Regions from separate parts of the Homo sapiens genome. Here regions 1 and 3 are each linked to region 2. Evidence: chromatin loops called from intact Hi-C (ENCODE). Cell type or tissue: mammary epithelial cell. All regions are shown on one strand. Region 1 overlaps CAMKMT (calmodulin-lysine N-methyltransferase). Region 2 overlaps CAMKMT (calmodulin-lysine N-methyltransferase). Region 3 has its middle 14 kb from the start of SIX3-AS1.

Region 1 (2,500 bases), 150 kb after region 2:
TGTAAAGACAGTTCTTCAGGGGACTTTTCACTCAACTGACTTTCTTCAGTAATTCATTTTCTCTCAAAGATTCTCCAAGATTTTCTTCATCTTTTTCTTCTCACTTCCTCCCAAGTGTCATCCTGCTGCTCCTCTCCACCCCTCCCTAGCAGCATTTAGGAGATTGGAAATACTTCACACTGGAAAGTCTCAGGAGACTGACATTGCTCTCCCTGCTGACAGAGAGGCTTGCCTTTGGACTCCTTGCCCTTTTAAGCAAGTAGGACATGGCACCTATGGGACAGTCATTTCCCACCAGCACTCATAACTCTGGGGCTTGCCATGATGATCCATCTCAGGTGATAAAATGCAGCCCAGGGAAGTAAAAGAGCTTGCCTGTGGCAAGTCAGCATCCTGCTTCACACCTCACATACAGCTCTTCTCCTTTCGCTGTGCTCATCCCATGTATGATAAAAAGATTGGCCAGGCGCAGTGGCTCACACCTGTAATCCCAGTATTTTGGGAAACTGAGACAGGTGGATTACCTGAGGTCAGGAGTTCGAGACCAGCCTGGCCAACATGGTGAAGCCCATCTCTACTAAAGATACAAAAATTAGCTGGGTGTGGTGGCTCATGCCTTTAGTCCCAGCTACTAGGGAGGCTGAGGTGGGAGGATCACTTGAACCCAGGAGGTAGAGGGTGCAGTGAGCTGAGATCACGCCACTGCACTCCAGCCTGGGCAACAGAGCGAGACCCTGTCTCAAAAAAAAAAAAAAAAAAAAGATAACTGTTTCTGGACCTTTTTTTTTGGTCACTTCACAATCAGTGCAGATGTTTTCTTAACTGTGTCCTGTAGATGTGCAAGACATCATCACAAGGAATCAGAAGGCTGGTGTGTTTAAGACCCAGAAAATATCAAGCTGGTAAGATACCTTTCTGCATTAAAAAATTCCCATTGAAATTGCTTTTCTTGATACTATGGATGGTTATTAAAAATAATAATAGCTAACATTTATTGAGCACCTGCTGTGTGTCAGGCACTGTTTTAAGCACTTTACAAGTATTATCTCATTTAATGCTCATTGGAATACTATGAGGCAGACAGACACTCTCATTAGCTCCAATTAATAGATGAGAAAACAAGATAAGTATATTAAACACTGGGTTGGGGATGATTTATGATTATACAGTATGAGGTTGGGAGAAGCCAGGCCTGGGAACTCCTTAAATGGCTCTCTTCCAGTGAGTCTCAGCCTAGGAGCAGTTTTGCCCCCAAGGGGACTTTTGGCATTCCCTGGAGATATTTTTTTTTGTTGTCATGACTTGGTAGGAGAGCGGGGAATGTTGCTACTGGCATCTAGTGGTAGAGACCAGGGATTCCACTGAACATCCTATGTTGCTTAGGACACCCCCGTACAACAAAGAAACATCTGGCCCAGAATGTCAATAGTGCCAACACTGAGAAACCCTGCTCTGTTTCATGATTTTAAAATAGTCTAGGTGTCCATTCGCTTTTAGATTCTGTTAATTCTTATACAAACTAGGAGGAATGCTTGCTCTTAGCCACAACAATGGTGTGTTCTGTGATGCTACATTTTATTTTTGCCCTGTTGGTAATGGATCTAGAGAAGTGAGTAATCATTTCATAGTTTTCACATGAAACAGCTGTATTTGTGCATTTTTTGTCATTCATTTAACCACAGACTTTATTAGAATAACTCTCTGTTAAATTAATTGTTTTCTTTATTACTGTGAAGCTGTCATCATTTGGTATTTTGAATTTTCCCTATGGTAAAGACACTTTCCCACCCCAACTTCCCAGTTTGATTTTTTTTATTAGTTATATAAACTACTCATTAACAGACAAAGCCCACAGACTGATTTCTCTTGGACACACCCACGATACAGCCCCGGCAGCCAGTGATCTTGGTGTGCTGGCTTCGGACATGAAAATAGCTACAATGCTTAAAAACCAAAGTGATGACACATATTGGTGTGAGGCTATGGAATAGCAATAATTTTTTTCTCTTATATTAATTGGTGAATGTAATGAAGTGTCCATAGTGTATTTTTAAATCCTGTTTAAAATGTTGGGAGTAAGCTGGTGGCACAGGGGACAGCATATTCTGTGTTTCTCATATAAATGAACAAACCACTTCTGTTTCCCAGAAAACCTGGGGTAGGTTGAGAGAAAGAGAAAGGGTCTGCCGTTACCTGTGGGGTCCTCATTGTTAGGACAGCCTTTCCTTCACAGTGCAGACGGCCTTACCCTTCTGGAGAGGACTTCGTTTTTGGACATGATTTTCAACCTGGTCTTTTAGTTATCAATCAAAAGTGCATTTTCTATGTTGTCCTCATTTACATTTATTTAATGTTTAAGGTCATTTGTGAGCATTTGAGTGTATTTCAGCATATGGAATCAGGGAATAATAGATTTCAGCTTCATGCTGTGAAGAGAGATTGTGTTTTTACAAGACATAATGTTGTTTACTGGGTGTTAATAATCACTAATTAATAAACA
Region 2 (2,500 bases):
GACAACTCTCATGGCTTTTGTAAACCTTTATTTCTTCAAACTAAGAATTTCTATTTTACATAACCACTTTTTTTTTAATGTGGTCTTCAGATTTTTCACCCTCTTCTCTACCAAATCTGTTATCCCTTTGAAAGATGTGTCTTACACAGGGTCTAGTTGAGCAGACTAGTATGTCTGTAGAGCTGAACCCTCTATCTACTTACTGGAGGATAATTATGGAGGAGGGGAAAGAGTCTAGCTCAATGCCTGAAACAGTTATTGATTTAAATTTACATAAATGGTTCATGATAAAGCATTTTATGACTATTCAGAATCAAGTTTTTTATTTGAACTGCTAGCAAACTAGGTCTTGTCCAATTTGTACATGGGACCTAATTTTTTGTTTAAGATAAAAAAGCTTCTCTATGTTTTTGCCTGCAAAATTTCATTTGACTTTGAATAATATTGGTTTTTAAACTCATTTTTATATTGACTTTGAATAATATTGGTTTTTAAACTCATTTTATGCCAATCAAAGTCAATTCAAGTTTTTATTCATCATCTGTATTATTAACTAGCCCTCTTGCTTTGGCTATTGGGAAATGTGTAAGTTTGCCTTTGAAGTCGCTTTTCAAGTTGTCAGTAAAATATTTGAATAGGCTAGAGCTAAACACAACACACTGGGAGTTTCTGTTAGGAAAAATTGACATCCATCAACTGACTTGGCCAGTTTTTCTTAGTCTTGTCCATAAGAATCTATCTGAGGCTTAGTTAAATGTCTTCTTGGAACTAAGAGATACTCTAACATACTTGTTTTTTAAAATTTATTTTCTTTTAGAGATAAGGTCTCACTCTGTTGCTCAGGCTGGAGTGCAGTGGCATGATCATAGCTCACTCCTGGGCTCAAGCGATCCTCCCACTCAGCCACCTAAGTAGCTAGGACTACAGGAGCATACCACTATGCCCAGCTAATTTTTTAATTTTTTTTTTCTGGAGACAGTGTCTTGCTATATTGCCCAGGCAGGTCTCGAACTTCTGGCCTCAAACAATCTTCCTGCCTTGGCCTTCCAAAGTGCTGGGATTATAGGCGTGAGCCACGGTGCCCAGCAGGTGGCATCCTTCTAATGATAGACTGATTGACCAGTCTAAAAAGAAAAAAGCATGCTCTCATTTATTAATATCTAATATTATATAGTTTGAGGTGGTATATTTAAGCTCTTTGGACAATAGTTAACCTAATCTAATTTTATCCTTCAAAATCATCTGAACAAAGCCTACCTATGCCCATCTCCATTTCCCTGGCAGCTCCCCCATTCTTTGGGATGTCTCAAAGTTACTAATATTGATTTTGCACACTTGCCCTCAAGTTGTTTCAGAACCCTGGAGTGTAATTTGTCTAAGCTTGAAAAGTTGAATTCACTTGAAGTGACTTCATGCTGTTTTCCTACTATCTTACACCTTAGATGGGGGCTTTGAGTCTTTCTTTTTGATTCTTGTTCTACCATTTTCAGAGAGAAAATTAAATCTAAGCAAAACAGGAATTGATAAGTATAGCTGCCTTCCTGTCACCCTTTATTATTATGTCATATGGCCTGACCACTGGTTTTGTAACATTCTTGTTTGTCTTCTTATTCCAAACAACCTTCTTATAATCTTTATCATTTTTTTTTCTTTCTTCTTGCATGCCTCAGCATTCTGGAATTTAGCCTTTCTGATACTGTGTTTTGTAAGTTCCTACCAACTTGGCAGCATACTCCTGGTGAGGTGAAGCTCCTCAACATTACTACGTCTTACCAAAATCATGGTTTTGTATCTAGACTTAGAAATAGATTATCTGAATTCTCCATCTAGCTGGTGGTTTATAGTATGTGTACTTCCACAAGACTACCATTACTGTTTTCCTTTCTTAATCTCCACTTTTTCTTTCCTTCTTTGTGTTTGATTTTTACATAGATAAATATATTCTGAACATACAGTTTACTTATTATTCATCACTATGAATTGATAAATAAGCATGTGACTTTCTTTTCCTCGTTGCTTTCACTTGGGATAACCTGGTGACATTTCCCAATATAATTCTTCTAAGTCATACCTGTAGGCCTTTTTATTAATATTCCCATTTACTCTCAATCAATTCAGCTAGTTTTTTGTCAAACATGTTCTGCTCCCTTTTCAGGAGGTGAATGATATCTCTTATTAGGAGTTTTTCAATCTGCCAGCTTAAGCTATAGATAGACAACAATATTATGGGGTTTAGAGCAAGTTGCACTTAAGACATTGATGAGGGACCTTAAGATCTGGTCACATTGGATCCCCTCACTCATTTCTGATAAAGAAAATAAAGTAGATCTGATACTGCTAAATGAACAAGGAAGTGGAATTGTCTGTAAGAGTCTTTGAGGACATGGATGGGTCAGGAAAAGTCAAGGAAATCACTAGGCGATGGCCAGGTAGGGAAGTGAGCCATGGACAGGGCTGGAGAATATAAGAGGGAGAAAAAAGTGAGCCTCCATTCCAAGTG
Region 3 (2,500 bases), 390 kb after region 2:
GGTGAGGACTTGATGACCAGCTGCAGACCTTATAGGCTGCCCTCCGACCTTCAGCTTCCTGTGCGCTCACAATTCACGTGCTCACACGTGCTCCTTAGAGGGGTCTGTCGGTGGACGCCGCGAACCAATCAAACCCTTGCACTTTGTTCCAAAACCCATTCCCTACCAGAATGGGAGTCCTGTAGGGCCAGGTCTCCTCCCATACCCACCCATTTCGGCCTTTGTTCTACTGCACAATAACAGCTGGCACTGGGGTGCGGGAGGACGGTGAAAGCTCGAGTCCCAGGCTCCAAATCCTCCAGGAGTAACTGGGGTGACCCGAGGAGAGCAGCGCACTGGGTGAGTGGAAGCGTGGCCCGTGAGAAGGGTACCGAGGGTCAGAAGTGTCGCAAGGGACCCAGGACGCGCGCGCCTCCGAACCCCTGAGTCTTCGCAGGCTCTGCGAAACTTCAGTGCGCGCAGCCTCCTGCACACCGTTTTCGCGCGACCTCCTTGCCTCGGTCTCCAGGGGTCAAGCCAACCCAGCGCGGGAATGTTCCATTTGCCCTTTTGGGACATTCAGAGAGGCTTTTCCGGGCTGCCGCGGCGCTTCCACGCAGAGGAGGCGTCGGCTTCCAGGCAGCTTGGCGATCTTGTTATTGGACACGCGAGAGTTTAGAGACCCAGAGAAATGGAGTGAGTCAAAGTCAAACTCAAGTTTCTCGGCCCCTAGTCCTGCGATTCTTCCATTGCACATTGCACCCCTGGGCCTTTCACATCTGCTCCTAGCGAGCTTGGAGTGTAGGTGCGACCAGGGCGCATCTGTGCCAGTGCGTGTCTGCGTGCGTGGCCTTTGGGTGACTCCACGCCCGCAACTGTCTCCGACTGTGTGGGCGCGTGTGTGGCAGGTACCCAGGAGCAGGACAGGGAGGGAAGCCTCAGCTTCCAGACCCGCTCTCGCGTGCTGGCGGGAGCGGTGGGTAGGAGCAGGAGGTATGTGGTGAAGGATGTAGGCGGACTAGGGCTCTGTCCCCGCAGAAGAGTCCAGGACGCAACCCCTCACGCCGGGCCAGCGGGGAGGCAGGAGTATGGTGGACCCGTTCCCCCAGGGATGGGAGAGCTGAGGAAGGCTGCAGGTCGGATAGCTAGATTCCATGATGCCCCCAAGAAGTTGCCAGACTCCAGTCTGGGAGCTCTCAAGAGCCAGAGACCCAGGGAAGTCCCCTCTTTGGCCTCCGAGGACCCCGAAGCCTGGCAGCAGTGCTCAGCCTTGGACCCCGCGGTTCCGCGGCCGGACGCCCCTCGCGCTGGCTGTGCGCACCCTGGCGCAAAGCACTGCAGGTTGGAGGCGGAAAGCAGCGCGCTCTGGGGCCACTGGCGGGTTTTTGCTGCCACCTCGCGGCGATGGTGCATAGCATGCGAACCCTCCGCACCGCGGGCCTTGGTAGTGCACGTGGGTGGTGTGGGGGGCCTTGCCCTGCCGCGCTGTCCTTTTCTGCTCGAGTTTTCGCAACACCTCTTCCACCGGGATAGCCTGCTTCTCCTCTTGAGGGACTGCGCGCTGTCTTATACCAAAGTCCACCATTTTGCGTGGGTAGGACCCTCCACCCTGGCCTGTGGGATTTGGAGTCACCTTTCTAGCTCCTTTCTCTTGCTTTACTACTTGATCCCGTGGCTGCCCACCTGGACTTGCAATAGGTCTCATGCTAATATTTCCCTTCTTCGGCACTATTAACTTCTTGTCTTGCAGATAGATGCCTCTAGGTCTCCTACAGCGGGAGTGTGGGGCTGTCTTCCATGGTGATAGGCTGTCTGGTGGGAAGCCATGCGGAGCTAGTACCCTCTCCTCTCCACAAGGGCTTGCTGAAGGCCTTCCATATGCCTGACGCTGCCACACCTTGGAGACAGCCAATGGCAGCCTAGACCCTGGCCCTGCGATTATAGTTTAGTGCAAGCAGAGAAACACAATACACAAATTATCATTGAAGCTGCCATATGGAGGTATGGACAAAGTGGGAGCCCGAGGAGGGCCTTTGAAACAAATCTTGATGGATAAGCATGAGTTTTCCAGGCCAGTGAGGAGGGAAGGACAGTCAAGGGACTGGGAAGTGTGTGTCCAAAGACACCTGGGTACAAAAGAGCATTGGGTGCTGAGAGGGACAGCTGTTTCCTGGGGTGCTCCACAGTCTGATGGTGAAGACATTGCTTTGCTCTGGACAGCATAGCCAGCCAGCTTGGGCGAATGTATTGATAAGAGTATCAAGTGTCAGCAGTGAAAGGAATATTTGGAATTGCTTCGTTTTCCATTTAAATAGACAAGGAAACCGAGATTCTGGCTAAGTCTCTGTCCTTAAGTACAAAGCTAGTTAGGTGGCCGATTGCTCTATAGAGTCCACCATGGTGCCTAAGGGAGGCTGCGTTCCAATGCCAGGTGGTCTGGAAAGAGGATGGTGGTGGTGGTGGTGGGGAGTGGTTAAGAGGAGCCATCACAGGCTCTTTTCCTTTTCTCAGCTACAGTTTT

Evidence for each region. Peaks named below come from ENCODE experiments on the same cell type or tissue, not always from the same donor. Only the 100,000 strongest peaks of a DNase experiment are listed, where the experiment ranks them.
Region 1: a loop joins it to region 2, with 20 times the contacts of the local background. A loop is called at or near these places in 12 of 110 quality-filtered maps.
Region 3: a loop joins it to region 2, with 15 times the contacts of the local background. A loop is called at or near these places in 16 of 110 quality-filtered maps.

What each region holds. Positions count from the first base shown.
Region 1 is chr2:44,714,452-44,716,951 of GRCh38, forward strand. It overlaps CAMKMT (calmodulin-lysine N-methyltransferase), which reads left to right. Exons shown (of 11, transcript NM_024766.5): 7 at 836-902. Among named protein-coding and RNA genes, the nearest start is that of LINC01833, 220 kb to the right of the region's middle. In mammary epithelial cell, a CTCF peak has its summit at 1,334 (motif pointing left); a DNase peak (open chromatin) is centred at 1,330.
Region 2 is chr2:44,559,484-44,561,983 of GRCh38, forward strand. All of the region lies in intron 3 of CAMKMT (calmodulin-lysine N-methyltransferase), which reads left to right. Among named protein-coding and RNA genes, the nearest start is that of CAMKMT, 200 kb to the left of the region's middle. In mammary epithelial cell, a CTCF peak has its summit at 1,097 (motif pointing right); no DNase peak of the experiment used is centred here; H3K27ac peaks cover 377 bases.
Region 3 is chr2:44,954,433-44,956,932 of GRCh38, forward strand. No RefSeq gene overlaps it. Among named protein-coding and RNA genes, the nearest start is that of SIX3-AS1, 14 kb to the left of the region's middle. RefSeq lists an enhancer at 695-1,401 and a silencer at 1,272-1,461. In mammary epithelial cell, a CTCF peak has its summit at 1,369 (motif pointing left); a DNase peak (open chromatin) is centred at 1,339; H3K4me3 peaks cover 367 bases; H3K27me3 peaks cover 1,095 bases.